Linked DNA regions of Homo sapiens: region 1 is linked to region 2. Evidence: chromatin loops called from intact Hi-C (ENCODE). Cell type or tissue: dorsolateral prefrontal cortex. All regions are shown on one strand. Links, peaks and the distances in the headings refer to the core of each region. The heading gives the core; the rest is flanking DNA.

What was found. Peaks named below come from ENCODE experiments on the same cell type or tissue, not always from the same donor. Only the 100,000 strongest peaks of a DNase experiment are listed, where the experiment ranks them.
Region 1: a loop joins it to region 2, with 2.3 times the contacts of the local background. A loop is called at or near these places in 1 of 110 quality-filtered maps.

The regions. Positions count from the first base shown.
Region 1 is chr5:74,599,249-74,609,591 of GRCh38, reverse strand. No RefSeq gene overlaps it. Among named protein-coding and RNA genes, the nearest start is that of ENC1, 36 kb to the left of the region's middle. In dorsolateral prefrontal cortex, for the core only: no CTCF peak of the experiment used is centred there; no DNase peak of the experiment used is centred there.
Region 2 is chr5:74,470,176-74,480,518 of GRCh38, reverse strand. All of the region lies in intron 2 of LINC01331 (long intergenic non-protein coding RNA 1331), which reads left to right. Among named protein-coding and RNA genes, the nearest start is that of LINC01331, 61 kb to the left of the region's middle. In dorsolateral prefrontal cortex, for the core only: no CTCF peak of the experiment used is centred there; no DNase peak of the experiment used is centred there; H3K27ac peaks cover 1,384 bases.

The DNA.
Region 1 (10,343 bases), core at 1,870-6,869, 130 kb before region 2:
CATTCACTGACTAACATTTGGGAACAGCTGTGTGCATCTTGAGATCCTTTACTCGGTAGGGTTTTTCTTGTCCACTATGTCTGCCCTCTTGCTTCTTGCTGTGACAAAGCTTACTCGGCTTACTCTTGCTGAGAATTTGCATTTAGAAGAGATGGATGTATTTTATCTGTGCAGCTGAATAACATACAGACAAATGAGTCACACATGGTCAAATTTCAGGAGAAAACAGAGGACTCCTGGGGGAAATAAATCTATCATACCTGTGTAAATATAAGCAGGGAAAATGGTTTCTCGTGAGCTTGATTTGAACCACATTAGTTGGGCAAATTCCATATTTTCTTTCCCCCCACCCCAATCTCTGTAGGCTCCAGCAAATACAGCAGATGTAACCCACCTGACAGGAATGATGAGGAATGTCAGACTGAGAACGAAGGAAACGAATTAGAGAAGGGGAAAGATTTCTAAACTGATTTAAAATACAAGACAATAGCAATGCCAGTTCAAAAATTGACAGAGAGCCTCTAATGTGAATGATTTTTATACAGAATGTTTTATGCTAATTCAGAGGTTAGGATTTCATCTTAAAGTGCTTATGCAGGCAAAACTGACACCAATGATGGTTCAGACTGCATAAGGGATTTCAAGACTCTGGAAATGACTGCCTGAGCCTTAGAGTCATTTGCATTCAGAAGAGTCACTGAAGATGGATGTGCTTTATCTCTGCACCTGAATAACATACAGACAAGTGTTAGTCTTTGTTTATGAATATTTTCCATTACCCCTCATTTTCCAACATATGGCAAACATTTCTTATTGTTTTGCTCCATCCCCTCTTCAACACTCTGCCAGAAACAGCTGGCACATATCTTTTAATGTTTTTACTGATGACTTTTCTGATGCTCTGGATTTCTTCTTGTGATTGGAGTGAAAAAATTATTGATCTACCAAAGACATTAGTTCATGGTTGCTGAGATGCCCGAGTGTTTTTTAAATGAATAATCAATCACATTGCTGATTTCACCTCAGAAAATGGGCATCTTAGGAATTTTCAGAATTAATATTGACATAAACACCATTCTATACTCAAAGGATCGCCACATGATAATGTTCTAAATTGTGGTATTATACCTTTGTAGACTTCACTAATTCATATTTCATCAGAAAATGTGGTGCTCAAAATTGTGGGTACACAGATCATTTAACAAAACCTTGTTAAATCTGATATAGTGAAGTCTTACTAATAAAGTAGTGAAGGATATGCCATCCCAAAATATGCTGCATTGTTATATTCATTATTTTGAGTTGAAAATGTTGGAGAAATTATAGTTTCAGAAAGGGCTTGCTGACCTGTCTGTTCTTGCATGCAGCCAGCCATAAAGATTACTCCAGGAGGGGGGCCTTTCCTGTACCAGAGCAAGAAAATAGACCTTATCACCAGAAGACTGGGAATTAGGGCTGCAATGGACCCAAATAAGTAAACTTCCCAAAGTAACCCTTATCATCTACTGCTTTTATACTCTGCCATATATCTCCTAGGGACTCCCCTAGAATTTATGTCCCTGGCCAGTTCCCCTTTGTCCTGTCATTTCTTCACAAATTTATTGTTCTTTGTCTAAAAAGTATAAAAGCATCTTGCTTTGGCCATTTCTTCGGACTTCACTCTTAAAGTGGAGACCCCCGGTACATGTAAAACTAATGAAACTTGGCTGGTTGTGGCTGGCTCATGCCTGTAATCCCAGCTACTTGTGAGGCTAAGACAGGAGGATTGTTAGATTGTAGGAGTTTGAGACCAGCCTGGGCAATATAGTGAGACCCTAAAAACAAAGACAAACAAGCAAAAAATCCCCGCAAAACAAAAATGTATATGCTTTTCTCTTGCTCATCTTTCTTACGTCAGTTTGGTTCCTAGACACAGCCAAAGAGCTCACATGAGAGCTAAGAGAGAGTGGGGGTGATGGACGTGGAGGTGATCTCTCTCTCTCTCTCCTACACTAATTTCAGTTTAATTTTGATTTTACACAACTTTTCTGAGTTTCTGGAAAATAAAAGCAAATCTGAGTAAGGACTCAAGATTTTCAAAGATTTTTCAAGTGCACATTCAAGAAGCAGGGCCATCACATTTGGTGGTATAGGTTATGCATGGCACACTTGCTGACGTGATGGAGAGGCCCACTGAAACCAACATATGCAGATGAACCTGGACTCCTTGGAAGTCAGCACCTTCAGATGTCTTATATTTGTATTCTAAAACCTCCTATTGGCTGGGCGCGGTGGATCATGCCTGTAATGCCAGCACTTTGGGAGGCCGAGGTGAGTGGATCACCTGAGGTCGGGAGTTCAAGATCAGCCTGACCAACATGGTGAAACCCCGTCTGCACTAAAAATACAAAATTAGTTTGGCATGATGGCTCATGCCTGTAATCCCAGCTACTCAGGAGGCTGAGGGAGAAGAATTGCTTGAATCAGGGAGGCAGAGGTTGCAGTAAGCTGAGATAGCGCCATTGCACTCCAGCCTGGGCAACAAGAGTGAAACTATGTCTCAATAAATAAATAAATAAATAAATAAATAAATAAAACCTCCTCCCAACCTCTGTTAGATTCTCAGGAATATGTACTAATATGGACAGATACATTGTGGCAATTCTCTAGTACTTCACATGAGAGAAACTTTACTATTGGAATCCTCCCAAAGTAGGTTAAATCAAAATAAATGAATAAAAATCATAGTCAACCAGAGTAATATCGTTTGGAATAAAAGTAAAGGAGACTCAGAAACTAATTTTGAAGGTAATTGCAAATGAGGACTCTAAGAAAATGTTTTCAGTGAAATCAATGTACAACCTTCCAAGTAGTTACTTTAAAAAAACCCAAATGTCTGCTTTTTTTTCTTTTTTTTTTTTCTTTGAAATGGAGTTTTGTCCTTGCTGCCCAGGTTGGAGTGCAATGGCGCGTCTAAGCTCATTGCAACCTCTGCCTCCCAGGTTCAAGCTATTCTCTTGCCTCAGCCTCCCGAGTAGCTGGGGTTACAGGCATGTGCCACCATGCCCAGCTAATTTTTTTGTATTTTTAGTAGAGACAGGGTTTCACCATGTTGGTCAGGCTGGTCTTGAACTCCTGACCTCAGGTGATCCACCCGCCTCAGCCTCCCAAAGGGCTGGGATTACAGGCGTGAGCCACCACACCCGGCCCCATGACTGCTTTTTTTTTTTTTTTTTTTTTAAATAAAATGTTCTCATTACTTAATATTTTTATTTTACATTCAGTTTTTAATTTTCTATGCTTCTATGGACAAGAATATTTGACATCTATATGTATAATTGACACCTATAACTTCGTCAAATACTTTCTTGGGCTGGTGACTAAACCAAAGGGAATAAATTCAATTTTATCTCCTCTTTTTGCCTCTGTTTGCACATTGTGTATGCATGTATGTGCACATAGGTACACATACATATATATACACACACATGTATGTCTCCTTTATATACATGTGTATGAATAGGAGTATATACACAAAAGTATATACATGTGTATTATGATTGTATATGTACTTTTATATACACAGTCATGCATCACTTAACAACGGAAATACTTTCTGAGAAATGTGTCGCTGAGCGATTTTGTCATTGTGCAAACATCATAGAGAGTATTTGCGCAAATCTGAATGGTATACCCTACTACATAGCTAGGGTGTATGGTATAGCCTATTGCTCCTAGGCTACAAGCCTGTATAGCATGTTACTGTAGGCAAAATTGGAACACAATTTGTGTATCTAAACATAAAAAAGGTATAGTAAAAATACAGTGTTACAATCTTATACTACCACCATTGTATATGCGGTCTGTTGCTGACTGAAACATCAATATGCAGTGTATGACTGTACATAAAAAACATACATATAGAAAAGAAAAGAGGCAAGCTATAAGAACATAAGCAAGGAAAGACTATATGTCCAGTAAAAGGGTACATTGTGGTCAGTTTTAGAGTGGTTGAGTTAATTTGAGATAAAAATGAGTTGTATTTAAATAAGTATCTCAAATGAAAGTTGTATTATTTGTGTGATGGTCACAGGTCAGAATTAACATAAATGGTTCTCTATATTAAAATATTTTAAAGCAAAAACTGAGTTTTTTTTTCTTTTTCTTTTTGAGATGGAGTTTCGCTCTTGTCATCCATGTTGGAATGCAATGGCACGATCTCAGCTCACTGCAACCTCTGCCTCCTGGGTTCACGTAATTCTCCTGCCTCAGCCTCCCAAATAGCTGGGAATCCAGGCGTGCGCCACCACTCCTGGCTAATTTTTATATTTTTAATAGAAATGGGGTTTTGCTATGTTGGCCAGGTTGGTCTCGAACTTCTGACCTCGAGTGATTTACCCTCCTCGGCCTCCCAAAGTGCTGGGATTACAGGCGTGAACCACTGCGCCTGGCTGAAAAATTTTTTTAAATGATAACAGTGGGCTAATTGAAAATAAAAAGGAACATGAATATTAAAGAGAAAATCAATCTAATTAAACACATGAAAATTGTCAATTTCACAGAAATGCAAATTAAAATACTATCGTTTTTAGTTTTTTATTTTTGAAACGTTTTCTTTTTTTTTTCTTTCTTCTTTTTTTTTTTGAGCTGGAGTTTTGCTCTTGTTGCCTAGGCTGGAATGCAATGGTGCTGTCTTGGCTCACTGCAATATCCACCTCCCTGGTTCAAGTGACTCTTCTGCCTCAGCCTCCTGAGTAGCTGGGATTACAAGTGCCCGCCACCACGCCTGGCCATTTTTTTTGTATTTTTAGTAGAGACGGAGTCTCACCATGTTGGCCACACTGGTCTCAAATTTCTGACCTCAGGTGATCCGCCTGCTTCAGCCTCCCAAATTGTTGGCATTGCAAGTGTGAGCCATCGTGCCCAGCCCTATTTTGTTTTTAATTGACACATTATAATTGTACATATTTATGGGGTACATTGTGGTATTTTGATGCATATATACACTGTTATGACAATCAGTCAGGGTAATTAGCATATCCGTTATCTCAAATGTTTATTATTTCTTTCTGGTGGGAACATTCAAAATCCTCTCTTCTAGGTATTTTGAAAATATGCAATACATTGTTATTTACTATAGTCACCCTACTGTGCAATATCACACCAGAACTTATTTCTCATATCTAACTGTAACTTTGTACCTCTTCACCAACCTCTCCTCATCTCCCTTCTTTTTTTCCTCTGGTAACCACTGTTCTACTCTCTACTTTTTTTTTTTGAGACAGAATCTCTGTCACCTAGGCTGGAGTGCAATGGTGCAATCTCGTCTCACTGCAATTCCACCTCCTGGGTTCAAATGATTTTCCTGCCTCAGCCTCCCCAGTAGCTGGGATTACAGGCGCCTGCCACCATGCCTGGCTAATTTTTGTATTTTTAGTTGAGACGGGGTTTCACCATGTTCGCCAGACTGGTCTGGAACTCTTGACCTCAGGTGATCCACCTGCCTCGGCCTCCCAAATTGCTGGGATTACATGCGTGAGCCACCGCACCCAGCCTCTACTCCCTACTTCTATGAGATCAACTTTTTAAGATTCCACATAAATGAAATCATGTGGTATTTGCTCTTCTGTGCTTGGCTTATTTTACTTAATGTCTTCTACATTTATGCATGTTGTCTCAAATAAAGGATTTCATTCTTTTTATGGCTGAATAGTATTCTGTTGTGCATATATACCACAATTTTTTAATACATTCATCCATTGATGGACACTTAGGGTGATTCCATATCTTGGCTATTGTGATTAGTGCTGCAATAAACATGGGAATGCAGATACCTCTTCCACACACTGATTTCCTTTCCTTTGGATATACACCCAGTGGTGGGATTGTTGGTTCATATGGTAGTTTTATTGTTAACTTATTGAGGAACTCCATACTGTTGTCTGTAATGGCTATACAAATTTACATTCCCACCACAGTGTACAAGTTCCCCTTTATCCACATCCTCGTAACATTTGTTTATTTTTTGTCTTTTTGATAGTAGCCATTCTAACTGGGGTGAGATGATATCTCATTGTGGTTTTGGTTTGCATTTCCCCAATGCTTAGTGATATTGAGTACTTTTTCATAACCTGTTGGCCATTTGTATAACTTCTTTTGAGAAATGTCAGTCTTTTGTCCATTTTAAAGTTAGATTTTTTTTTTTTTTTTTTGCTATTGAGTTTTTTGACTTTCTTACATATTCTGGATAGTAATCCCTTTTTAGGTGCATAGTTTGTGAATATTTTCTCCCATTCTGTTGATTGCCTCACCACTCTGCGGATTGTTTCCTTTGCTGTGCAGAAGCTTTTCAGTTTGATGTAATCCTGCTTGTCTATTTCACTTTTGTCACCTGTGCTTTTGAGGTCTGATTAAAAAAATTATTACCCAGATCAATGTCATGAAGTATTTCCCCTATGTTTTCTTTTAGTAGTTTCATAGTTTGGGGTCTTATATTTAAGTCTTTAGTCTGTTTTGATTTGGTTTTTGTAAGTGGTAAGAAATTGGGGTCTAGTTTCATTCTTCTGCATGTGGAGATCCAGTTTTCCCAGCACCATTTATTGAAGACACTTCCTTTCCTCAGTGTGTTTTCTTGGTGCCTTTGTCAAAGCTCAGATAGCTTTAAATGCATGAATTTATTTCTGGGTCCTCTATTTTGTTGCATTGGTCTGTGTCTGTTTTTCTGCCAGTACCATGCTGTTTTGCCTAGTACTGTTTTGTCGTATATTTTAAAGTCAGTTAGGGTGGTGCCTTCAGCTATGTTGTTTTGCTCAAGAACGCTTTGGCTGTTTGGGATATTTTGTGGTTCCATGCAAATTTTAGGATTGTTTTTTCTATTTCAGTGAAAAATGTCCTTGGTGTTTTGATAGAGATTGCATTAAATTGGTAGACAGTTTTGGGTAGTTTGGATATTTTAACATTATTAATTCTTCTAATCAATGAACTCAGGATAGCTTTCCATTTATTAATGTCCTGTTCAATTTTTTAAAATCAGTGTTTTATAGTTTTCACTGTAGAAAAATTAGACAACTTTCTTGGTTAAATTTATTCCTATGCATTTTATTGTATTTGTAGTTTTTATAAATGGGATTGCTTTCTTGATTTCTTTTACAGATAGTTTGTTGTTGGCATATTAAAATGCTACTAATTTTTTCCTGTTCTCCTTGCTTCTCAACAGATGCCACAGAATTTTAACATAAACATAATATTTACAAAAGCTATGTCACAATGGGGAAAATATTTTTGATGGGATGTTACATAAAAATAAAATAGCACTAGGAATTGTATGTCGAGTGTTATCCTGCAACCTTACTGAATTCATTTATTAGTTCTAACAGGCTTTTGGTGGAGTCTTCAGGGTTTTCTATATATAAAATCATGTTTCCTGCAAACAGGAATAATTCAACTTCCTCCTTCTCAATTTGGATGTCCGTTATTTTTTTCTCTTGCCTAATGTCTCTGGCTAAGACTTCTAGTACTGTGTCTTGCTCCTGATCTTTGAGGAAAAGCTTTCAACTTTTCCTCACTCAGTACGATGTTAGCTATGGGTTTGTCACATGTGTTTATTGTGTTGAGATATGTTCCTTCTACACATATTAGGGTTTTTATCATGAAGGATGTTGAATCTTATTAAACACTTTTTCTGCATGTGTTGAGATAATCATATGGGTTTTATCCCTCATTCTGAATGTGATGTATCAGGTTTATTGACTTATGTTGAACCATCCTTGTATCCCCGGGATGAATCCCACTTTATCGTGGTGAATGATCTTTTTAACGTGCTGTTGGATTTGATTTGCTAGTATTTTGTGGAGGATTTTTGCATCTATGTCCATCAGAGATATTGGCCTACAGTTTTCTTTTTTTGTTGTGTACTTGTCTGGTCTTGGTATCAGGGTAATGTTAGCCTTGTAAGGCACAAACTAAGACAAAATACCATCCTTTCTTTCTTTTTTTTTTTTTTGCCCAAGAAATTAGTAAAAGTTGCACTTAGTAAATGGTGAGAAAGTGAGAGAGAGAGCGAGCTGACAAGGATGGGTGCTTTCATACATTGTCAATGGGAGCATAAATTGATATACTATTTGAAAACACAATTTGAACTATATACATTTTAGGAATCTTTAAAAGTTTTATACCTTCGACCCAATTATGCAACATCTAAGAGTCCTTACTATGAAAGTAATCCCACTGATTAAAAAAACTTCTAGTTAAGGCTGGGCATGGTGGCTCATGCCCATAATCCTAGCACTTTGGGAGGCCAAGGTGGGTGAATCACCTGAGTACAGGAGTTTGAGACCAGCCTGGTCAAGATGGTGAAACTCCATCTCTACTAAAAATAAAAAAACTAGCTGGGTGTGGTGGTGTGTGCCTATAGTTCCAGTTACTTGGGAGGCTGAGGCAGGAGAGTTGCTTGAACCCAGAGGTGGAGGTTGCAGTGAGCCAAGATGGTACCACTGTACTCCAGCCTGGGCGACAGAGTGAGACTCTGTCTCAAAAAGCAAAACCAAAACAAACCAAAACAAACTTCTAGTTAAAAGGAATGTTAATGGGGGCCCTAAATGTCCCACCACAGAAGACTGGTGAGGCAAACAATGACATATTCACTTCATGAAATATTGTACAATTATTTAACATAATGTTTACAAAAGGTATGTCACAACAGGCAAAATGTTTATGATGGAATGTTAAGTAAAAATAAAATATCATTCAGTTGTATGGGGAGTTAAATCAGTCATATTAAAAAGAAGAAAAAGTAAAACCCAAAAATAATGTGTAAAAAAGGCTGAAAAGAATTATATCCAACAATAGGCTATGGTTTTATTTGGCTAATGATGTACTTTTTTTTTCTTACTTTTCTAATTTTCTTTATAGAACAAAACCTACTTCTAAAATCATAATTCATTTATTAGTTCTAATAGGCTTTTGGTGGAGTCTTCAGGGTTTTCTATATATAAAATCTTGTTGCCTGCAAACAGGAATAATTCGACTTCCTCCTTTTCAATTTGGATGCCCCTTATTTTTTTCTCTTGCCTAATTTCTCTGGCGAGACGTCTAGTACTGTGTTAAATAGAAGTGGTGAAAGTGGACATCCATGTCTTGCTCCTGATCTTTGAGGAAAAGCTTTCAACTTTTCTTCACTCAGTACGATGTTAGCTATGGGTTTGTCGCATATGTGTTTATTGTGTTGAGATATGTTCCTTCTACATATATTTAGGGTTTTTATCATGAAGCGATGTTGAATTTTATTAAACACTTTTTCTGCATTTATTGACATAATCATATGGGTTTAAAACCTATCCAATAATAACATACTAAGTAGGCTAAGATAAGTGAATGGTGCAGCTCCTATTCTGGTGTCAGATGAAAAATCCTACCTTTAAGGGAAATGGGTGAATTTTCCAAAAATTCTCGACATTGACATGGTTTAAGCTGAGTCATTACAATTAAATATGAGGTATAAAATGGACAATTATCTAGTTGTGTTTGTCACTTTGTATCCTTTTTGGTTGCCTGAGATGGTTCTGTTTACCAACCACCAGTGAGCCGCCATTTACCCCATGTTGTGTCAGTAAGCCAGACTCCTGGATACCTGCACAGACTGGATTCTCAAGCCACTCCTGGACCATTCTGAGAATTAATTTCTAGAAACTCATTATTGCCTGTCTTCCTAAGGGCCCAATTTCATCAAATCTGATATTTCCTGTCCTCTTAAAATTATGCCTACAGCTATCAGTAACATCAGAAGTTACAGCTAGAAAAATTAAAGAGATCTTAGCTATAATGAGCAAACTAGTCTGAGGATCTTCAAGGATGGGAGGAGAAAGGCATTACCAGACAATAGTTTTAGAAACTCCTTTTGCATTGCTTGATTGGAGAAAGGCCTGGCTTTGCCCTTCTCCCTTTCTCCTGGCTAGTGCCTACTCATCCTTAGGTCAAATTATGCATTGTCACTTTCTCATTCATGCTTTCCTTGACTCCCAAACCAGGATAGACCTTTACACTTTTCACAGCACCCTGTTCTTCTTCTTCCTAGGACTTGTAATTAGTACTTATTTTATTTACTTATTTAGACGGGCTCTTGCTCTGTTGCCCAGGCTGGAGTGCAGTGGCTCAATCATGGCTCATTGTACCCTCGACCTCCTGGACTCAAGGGGTCCTTCCACTTCAGCCTCTGGAGTAGCTGGGACCACAGGCACATGCCACCACACCTGGCCCAATACTTAATTTTTAAACCTTTCTTCCTGCTGGACTCTGAGCTCAAAGAGAGCAGAGCTCTTAATCTATCTTTTTTTAAATCATGTCCCCAGTACCAAGAACAGGAGCCT
Region 2 (10,343 bases), core at 3,548-8,547:
CCATCTTTAAAATCTTCTAAAGGTAATAATTAGACACCGTAACACCTCCTTTTATGCATGCATATCGTGTAGCTGTCACACGCCAGCTGAATGCTCTCAAGTAACACCTTCTCTTTGAGAGTTTTTGCACACAGCTTCCCGTGGAATCATGCTTGCATACGGGATTTCCACTCATAAGGCCCTGAGCCTTCCCCTCGAAGTCACTCACTGCATGCTTTGCTCTACTGAATGAGGCCAGTGGCCAGAAGAACTCAAAGTGTGGGTCTCTGGCCACCTGCAGCAGAATAACCTGTGGTACTTGGTACCTTTTAAAAATGCAGAGCTGCAAATCCAGACCTATGGACCCATCTCTGGGGATGAGCACGATCATCTGAATTTTCAGTAGGCTCCTTGATTATCATTGTTATTCCTGATGCTGAAGAAAGTTTGAGAACTGGCTCTCAGCTAAGGAATGTCGAGGGTGGGGGCTGTCTGGGGCTAAGAAAGCCTTCAGGTCCCCATATACACAAGCAGCCATTAACACCTGCTCTTCTGTCTTCCCTGGTCACTGCACCAACCCCTCTGCGGCCCCTGCACTTGAACCCATCATCTGCCTCCTCACCAGGTCTTAACAAACCCTTCTGGTTTCTCCTTGTAAGTTTTTACCTTAAAGTGTATTGAGAAATGATGTAATGTGTGAAGCAAATTAAATTGTGCATTATAAATTAAATCATTTTTTGACTTAGGAATGGGTGTGTGTGTTGGGGGACAAGCTGATGTGAGGGAGTTGGAGAGTTTTGTGCTTTTGTCTCAGGGCTCTGCCCTCATAGAATGACCCTGATCACGCTGATTCTTCCTGGATGATGGGGGTGAAGGTGGGAGTGCAATAGCCAGGGATATTCCATGCAGGGGCTGATATGAAAACATTTCCATTTCCATTCTTGATTTCATAGCTTTCATCTTGCACAGTTTGCAGCTAGAATCACGCTTGATGAAGAGCTTTTCTGGTTATTAAAAAAAAACAGAAAAAAAGTGAGATGGACATTTAGATGGATATGATTTCGGGGCAGTATGGCTATCTCTCTAGTGGTTTGGTTCAGATCTATAAAAACCGTAGCTTGCATTTCCTGAGAATAAACCAAGTCGTGGCTATGGAAAAGTGACCCAGAAGCATTGATGGATATATGGAGAAACCTATTTGGGTTAAAAAAAAATTCACCACAAGTGGATAATTTTGAGCTGATCTGATTTCAATGTAACCAACTAATATATCTGAGGTAATATGAGATAAATAAAAGGGAAAACAATGGATATGCCGCTGGTAGGAAGTTTCAAACTGAGGCCTGTCTCTGAGAATCACAGGTGAGACATTGTTACAGAGTTCCCTGTGATCTGGGAATGTAGAGAGTCACACTGAGTGTGTGATATGGATGTATGGTAGTCATCTTTATTTTCTCTAGGACTAGGCTGGCCCTGGATTCCCAGGCCTGGTACTTAGAGTGATATCGAGTAAGTCACCACCCTCACCACCCCAGGTTTGAAAACTGACAAAAGTTCTGCCTTCACTTCTGTGCATTCCTAGCCATCCTGTGCCAGAATTGAAATTGCTCTGGAAAATTCAGGGTCTCTAATAAGTGCTTGGCAAGGCAGCACTTTTTCTGATAGCATAGGGAGTAACAGCTTCCCAGACTGACCAGTTAACACATAGCAGAGATCACACATTGTAAGAAGGGAAATTAGCAGGGAAATATTACTGATACTTAGGGGACAGGCAAGACCCAGGGTGCAGGACTGATGGCAGCTAAATCCAGGTAGGGGAGGAGACGGCTAAATCCACGTAGGGGAAGAGAAAGATGGAGAGCACCAGGTCTCTGTAGATGGGGAGGGCCATATGGAAAATGTGGAAAGTAAAAATGAGGGCAAGAAAGGATAGTAGTAATCTTGTTATTTGCAAATGATGTATGGCTTTTCATAGCCATGTGTTCTTTTGATCATTCTGATATGGGAGGGGGGCAGGGAAGTGCTGGGTAGAGAAAGGCGGTGTCCTTGGCCAGGGCTCCACCCTTGGGCCTGTGCCCACAGACCTAAGTAAGAACAGGCACTCCTGTGTTCGCGCCCAAATGTTGCATTTTCCAAGACCACTCTGACCCACCATGCTCTGCATCCTGTGTCCATATAAACCTGAGACCTTAGTGGGCAGAAAAACAAGCAGCTGGACATTGAGAGGAGAAGAGGAACAGAGAGGCAGAGAGTGGCAGAGAGCAGCGGGGCGGCACAGCAGAGAGAGAAGAGGAAGGACATCTGGACACCAAGAGGAGTTCAGCTGGGGCCGTCTGAGAAGAGTTTGGCTGCTGGGGGGCTTGACTCCAAGGGAAGATCACCTTCCCACTCTATCCCCTCCTTCCTGCTCCCCATCCATCTCGCTGAGCGCCACCTCCATTACTCAATAAGACCTTGCACTCATCCTTCCAGCCCACGTGTGATCTGATTCTTCTGATACAATGGGCAAGAACTCAGGCTGTCACACTGGTCCCCTGCCCTAGCGATAAGGCAGAGGGTCTGTTGAGCTGATTAACACAAGCCGTCTGCAGACGGCAAAGCTGAAAGAGCACACTGTAACACACACCCACTTGGACTTCGGGAGTCGCAGACACCCACCCCTAGATGCAGCCATGGGGCCAGAGCCCAAAAAACGCTCCCCACGGTCTCTGCACCTGCCGTCTGCATACTTCCCCTAGGGGTTTGAGTGGTGGGGCAGTGAGCCACACCTCCGCCTAACGTCCTGCGAGGGGGATAAGGGAACTCTTTCAATTCCAAGAGCCCTCAAAGCGTGAGGGTGGTTGTTATCCCCATTTTACAGCTGAAGATACTGAGCCCCAGAGAGGTAGTGACTAGCTAGGACTAGAACGCATATTTTTGTCGCTTGTTTCATTCTTATATCCATATCTATTTCTCCCACTCTGTGCTTTTGACTAATAGACTCAAAATAACCTCAAACTAACTCTGCCTACTTTATAATTTTGCCCATGAATAGCCTGATCAGGGAACGAGAGGTTAGAGAAGGAGGCATACTCAACAGACTGGACATTTTGCCTAGGTTGACTTCTGCTAAATGATGTTCATGACTGATGGTGTTTTGTTAGGCTAAACTGCATAATGGTTCTTTAATGTGGGTAAGACAAGACCACCCAATTCACTTTTAACTGATGAAGCTGAAACCAGATCTTTAGAAATGAAAGGCATATGCATTAGCCTTGATAATAGATTTCCAGATGGCTGGAATCATACCTCTGTCTCTGCCTTTGGCCAGTGATATTGACCAATAAACTGCTTTATGTCAATAGATCATGAGATATAGTGCGAGTGAATGTTACATGTAGATAATAGCCTTTATTCAGGATCTTTTATGAAACCATTTAATGTACAACCTTCGCTTAAAGCTCTCAGAGGGGAAATGTTCCGAGAAACCTTTCTAGGGTGAAAGTTTTTTATGTGATTTTTTTTTTTTGAGAGGATAACACATACTAAAATTAAGCAAAGTGTACTTGAAAGAAGGAAAAAGGTGACGGATTTGTGAGTGGTTTTGAACAGTGCTTGTAGCAAACGGCACTGCTTTCCAAGCGTCCTCTCCACAGATGTAATTTTGAAAGCAGTTTTATGAGTGACACGCAAAAAGGTGGAAGAATATCCTTATGTAACTGTCATTTGCTCATGGAGAAGCATGATTATTTTCTACTCTGCTTTATGTAAATGTAAATGTGTGTTTCCGAGAAGGTTATTCTCCCCTGTGAATTAACATAGTCCATCTCAGAAGGGGTGATGAGTCGCTTACAAGTAAATTTTGACATCCTGGGATGTTTCTTTGACATTGAATTTCGGGAGATTGATCTGGTTAAGGCTGGTAATTGTGCCTCCTTCCTTGTGGGCTGTGTGCATATTTGCATGGGAGGGAAATGAATGCAAAGGCAGATGCAGAGTGCTCGCAGCACTTGGGAGTTGGCAGATGAACTCTTTTAGTGGTTGTTTTTTAAAAATTGCTTTGAGTGGTCTGGGGAATACATTAATTTAATATCCTCTTCATATTCAGAATATGTAACACCATTGTGAGAAATAAAACCCCAAGGTGAACAAGATTGAAAGTGAAGGCAGCGCTCTAAGGAGGAAGCCAGCTGGCTTGAATGGTGATGTAAACAGCCTTGGAGGTAGGAAAATGAAAAGTGCATCCCAGATATTTGTGTGTCTGTCACATTGGTGCTAGCAAGGGTGTAGAGATGTAAGAGATTTTACATCTTTACTGAGTCTGCAGCAAGAATCAGAATTGAAGGGCAAATGTGAGAAATGAGACACAGTTCGTAGGTTTCCAAGAAAGATAGGGTGACAAAATTGCCTGTCACTCCGATTTCAATACTTGTCATGCTGATCTGAAGAATAACATAACTGATCTAAAATTAGGACAAAATAAAAGTTTTTGATAATGCATGGCTCTTGATTTCACAGCTTTCTCTTGCACAGTTTGTAGCTAGAATCATGCATCATGAAGAATTTTTCTGGTTATAAAATAATGGCATTGAAATATTACAAATAACTGTGTCTACTTTCTTTTACATTTTGTTATCCATATAATTTAGACATAGATAAGTTTATGTAGTCATGGATGTTCTCTTAACTTCTCTTGTTTAACGGTTTTTATTTACAATATGGACAAAGCATCATTCATTCCTTCAACTCAACAAATATTCATTGGGTGCTTACTATGTGCAATGCTCTGTTCTGAGTGCTTTTTCAGGCTTATCTCCTCTAATTCCCACAAGCCTTAGGTCAATTCTCCAGAAATCAGACACTGAGGTGGAGATATATGATGTATGTGCAGAAAGTTTCTTGGTGAATGCCTTTGTGATCAACACCTATGGGGAGCAAAGGCAGTGAGACTGGGAGGCAGTGAGAGAGGAAGGAATTGCACTGAGATGTAACTGCAGCAAGGGTGTCAGCAGATCCCACTGGGTGCTCAAGCTGGGAAGGCCTTCGAGAGATGTATCTTCTTTTAATTTTTTTTTTTTTTTTTGACTGAGTCTTGCTCTGTTGCCCAGGCTGGAGTGCAGTGGCGCAATCTTAGCTCACTGCAACATTTGCCTCCCAGGTTCAAGCAATTCTCCTGCCTCAGCCTCTGGAGTAGCTGGGATTACAGGTGCGCACCACCACGCCTGGCTAATTTTTGTATTTTTAGTAGAGACAGGGTTTCACCATGTTGGCCGGGCTGGTCTTGAAATCCTGACCTCGTGATCTGCCCACCTCAGCCTCCCAAAGTGCTGGGATTACAGGCATGAGCCACCTCACCCACCCGAGAGTTGTATATTCCTGAGGCAAAGAAAGTAGGCTTTTATACATCCCCATCCCCCACCCACACACCCCATCAATGGTCATTAGATATAGATGCCCCCAGCAGAAGGTGTTACCCTGGGGAAGACAATTTCTCATCAGCTGAGTGCCATCACCTGTCAATATTTCTAGCAGTTGGGGACAGATGCAACAGCACTGAAGTGGGGCTATCTGGGCAGCCCCCCGTAACGTTCAGTATGGTATTATCTCCATTTTTACACAAGAAAACAGAGACTCCTAGAATTTAACCACATGCCCAAGGTCACACAGGTGCTAAGTTGAGGTGTCATGATGAACCCCAGGCAGTCTGATGACTCTCATGTGTCTGTGTTATACTCATAAGAGTAGACTAATATCCTGTAACAAATACCCCCTACATAGACACACTGAAATCCAGGGGCTTAAAGAATAAGAAGTTGATTTGTAATGGCTCGCACTTTGAGCTGCTATTTTGTCTCCTCCCAATTGCTGCAAACCAGATAAATAAACTAGTAAACAAAAAAGATAATTTTGAAGAGAGAAAAGTGCTCTGAAGAAAATGAAGATGTATTAATGTTGAGTTAATATATTGATGGCACTTTTACTTTCTGCCACCACCAGCTATCACACACACCGTGTGTATGGTGGAGACCACTAGTTCTCCCATTCGCCTACCTGGGCACACAGCTGATGTCATTAACCAGTTTCACTTGTAGTGATATGGGCCATTTCCCAGCCTGGCAAACAGAGCCCGTATACATCCTTCTCCATGCTCCTTCCTTATGCTTGTGGGCTTTAGTGGCCAGAGCGGTCTTGGAAGCTGGAGCAGAGTTAGGTCTGCTGTGGTCCTGGGTCTCTCAGTGATTCCATGGAGCAGACAGCCCTTGACCTAGAGTCCTCACCCTGGACTGCTACATGAGGTAATAAACATATTCCTTAAGCCCCTGGATTTTAGTGTGTCTGTGTAGGGGTATTTGTTACAGGATCTTAGTTTAGTCTCATGAGTACTGTGTAGAAATTTATTTAAAATACTTTAGTATAAGCTGTATAAGGTATGAGTAGTTATTACTAGGGTGGCATGATAATTTTATTTGTTGTCAACTTGGCTGGGACACAGTACACAGATATTTGGTTGAACATTATTCTGGATGTTTCTGTAAAGGTGTTTCTGAATGAGATTAAAGTTTTAAAAGGTGGATTTTGAGTAAAGCAGATTAGTATACATAATGTGAATGGACTCCATCCAGTCAGTTGAAGGCCTTCATAGAACAAAGACTGATGTCTTCCAACCAAGAAGTAATTTTGCTGGCAGATTGCCTTTGAGCTGCTTCTGTAACATCAGCTCTTCCTGGTTCATCAGCAGACTGCCTTTGGACTTGAACTCTAGCTCTTTCTTGAGTCTCCAGCCTGCTGGCCTACCCCATCAGATTTTGAACTCTCCAAGCTTCTGCAATTACACGAGTCAATTCTTTAAAATAAACCTCTGTCTCTCTGTCTCTCTGTATACACAACACACATGTGCATGTGCGCACGTGCGCGTGCACACACACACACATGTGCGCACACACACACACACTCGCATCCTCTTGGTTCTGTTTCTCTGGAAATCTCTGACTAATACAGGTAGTTGCTATCTTTGAAGCACCCAAGTGAGGGCTCTCTCTACTTCAGAGATAGATACCGCATCTTCATGTTATAGAAATCTATTCAAAAAGATTTATTAATTAGCATAAATAATTTTTAAAACTGGTGATACAGAGTGTATTAAAAAATGCATGGCTGGCTAAAGAGATTTTTCAGACACTATTGCCCTTATCAGTATGACTTACGAGAATTTGTCAAGCGCAATAGCATTAGGCAGAGCTCTGTTGGGCCAGGCCACATGTCCCCTGCCCCACAGAGGACTCTACTGAGCCTGATCCAACTAGGAGTCTAGCTGATTCTTCTGTTAGAGTTTCCTTGTGCCTACCTCTGAGTGAACCTCTCATGCAAGGAGTGTGCTGGTGAGCCTGAGGACAAAGAAGAGAGACCTTACCCAGCTTTAAGGGACTGGCTGTATTGGCTATTTTTTTGTGTTTGTTTACTAATCAGTATCATATAGGTGGCCCAATTTGACGTGAAAGTTGCCTTCATTCTAACCTAATGTATCCTTTTTCACCTTTCCTCTCTGAAGGCTGTCACTGTTTACCTAAAGAACTGACCGTTGTTGAGTGACGAGCTTGACTTTGATCAGTTTCCCCAGGAAGGAATTAAGGCAGCATAGAGCAGCATGGGCAAGAACATGGACGGTGGCTTTAAAGGACCTGGACTTGAGTCCCAGATCTGCTGCTTGTTAGTTGTATGGTCTCTGTGAACACATTCTTCCTTCTCACAGTTTCTTTATCAAGTACAGTCATCCTTCAGTTTCCACAGGGGATTGGTTCCAGGACCCTCATGGATACCAAAATATGTGGATACTCAAGTCCCTTATATAAAATAGTGTAGTATTTGCATATAACCTACATATATCCTCCTGTATATTTTAAATAATCTCTAGATTATTTATGATACCTAATACAAAGTAAATAACATGTAAATTGTTGCTATATTATATTTTTATTTGTATTATGTTTACTGTTGTATTATTTTTAATTATTATTTTTTCCAAGTATTTTTGATCTGCTGTTGATTGAATCTGTAGATGTGGAGCTTAGAGATGTGAAGGGTTGATTGTATGTATCTGTTTCCAGGGGCTGTTGGGAAGATCACATGAGCTAGTGTCCATGTTGTGCTTAACATAGTGCCTAAATAAATGTCCACAATAAGTGCGAATATTACTATTGTTAAAGAGTGGTTCTGTATATTGGAGGCTTTTAGATAAATGAGGTTGAATTTTTAAGCATTGTTACAAAAAGTAAACGGTTTTGATAGATACATTTCTTACTTGGCTTCTTAATAAAGAGAGTCAACATTGAGAAAACGGTCCTATTCTATGTTTATGTAAATGTTTACATATTCTATGTAAAAGCCCAGGTGTTTACTACCTAGGTATGAAGAGAGGGCTATAAACTAATTCTTTGAATTACCCTGAACAACATTTTCTGAGCTGTTTTGAGAGTTGTCACTGGCTGGGTGCAGTGGCTCATGCCTGTAATCTTAGCACTTTGAGATGCTGAGGTGGGTGAATCACTTGAGGTCAGGAGTTTGAGACCAGCCTGGCTAATATGGTGAAACCCCATCTGTACTAAAAATATACAAATTAGCTGGGCATGGTGGTGCACACCTATAATTCCAGCTACACGGGGGGCTAAGGCTTGAGCCTGGGGGGCAGAGGTTGCAGTGAGCCAAGACTGTGCCACTGCTCTCTAGCCTGGGTGACAGAGTGAGACTGTCTCAAAAAAAAAAAAAAAAAAAAAAAAAAAAAAAAAAAAAAAAAAAAGAGAGTTGTTACTATGATTTTGGAGACCTGAGTGTTCTGTGTTCAAATAAGTTTGAGAAATACTGGTGTATTCATCTGTTTAGGCTGCCATAAGAGAAACACAGTCTGGGTGGCTTAAACAATAGAAATTTATTTTATTTATTTTTTATCTGAAAAATTCAAGATCAAGGTACAGGCAGGGTTGGTTTCTGGTGAGGCCTCTTTCCTTGGCTTGCAGACAGCCACCTTCTTGCTGTGTCCTCGCATGGCCTTTCCTCTCTGTGTGCATGTTCCTGGTGTCTCTCCTTTTTATATGGACTCCAGTCCTATCGGATTAGAGCCTTACCCTTAAGACCTTACTTAACCATTATTACCTCCTTAAGGGCCCTATGTACAAATAGTCACATTGAGGGTTAGGGCTTCAACCAATAAATTTTGGGAAGATGCAATTCAGTCCGTGACAATTGAGTATGAAACAAAGATAAATGTTTGTTATAGGAATTTATTATCCTAAAGAGACTCTCCAAGAAGACATATGCTATATAGTGTTTCCCAAATGTATTTTTTCTTTGAGATTGCATTTTAATTTTTAAGAGTCACTTATTACAGATTTGGGAAAAACTGCTGTAAACTATTGTGCTAGTCCTGAATGTGTGTCTTGGTGTGTGCTCAGAGAAGGCTGGGGCAGGCAGGACTGTTGGTTTCTGTGCAAAATATCCCAGTTTGTCCTCACCTTCTAGTATTGGTTTTGATGCTGGTTTTTATAGCCATCCCTACCAGGGCAGTGAGATACCACTTTCTTTGCAATAGTGAGTATGTTGATCACAGCCTATCTTCTGTCATCTTGGCTGTTTTGGTTGCTACTCATGGTCAGATGCCCTTTCACGGCTCCCCTGGAAGGCTGAGAGTGTACGACATCTAAATATTAATAAGCGGTATGCCATTGTATTTAGAAAGCAGTTCTTTCTCTCCCTGAAAAAAATGGTAATACTAAAATATTATGCTCTTGGATTGACATTGCTGTAATATGATGTGTGCTCATTTGTATTCATGCAGAGCTTCAAAACAACTATCCTAGCCTGCAGATTCTCCTAATTAAATAGCTGGGAAAAGCATCTACCATTATCTCATTTGAACTTTCTGTAATTGCTTATTTCCTCCGCTGCTTCTTCTTTTTAATGTATAAATAAAGCTTTCGGATTTTAATTTCCCTGTGACTCTTCTTTACCCATAAATACTACCCTTCTTGACATTTTTTTCATCAGTTCATTTAAAATAAAAGTTTATTGCATTATCTTTTAGATGCAATGTCAAAAGGCAAATTGCTGTAATTCCCCATTATTAAGGAATTATTATTAATAAATATTGTGATTCATTGCTGCAAAACATTAAAGCATATAATTTTCTCCTCTGTGAAGCTTCATTATTTAACACATGTGAAGCTTCCATATTATTTGGTGGTAATATTTAGAAACACCATTCTCTAGAGGCAGGATATGTTTTAGAAATGTGGCCTCTGGAGTTGTAGAAACCACTTATTAGCTGTCAGAACTTGCATGATTTATTGAAATCTAGAAGTATCATTTTACGAATCTATAAAATGAGGCTATCT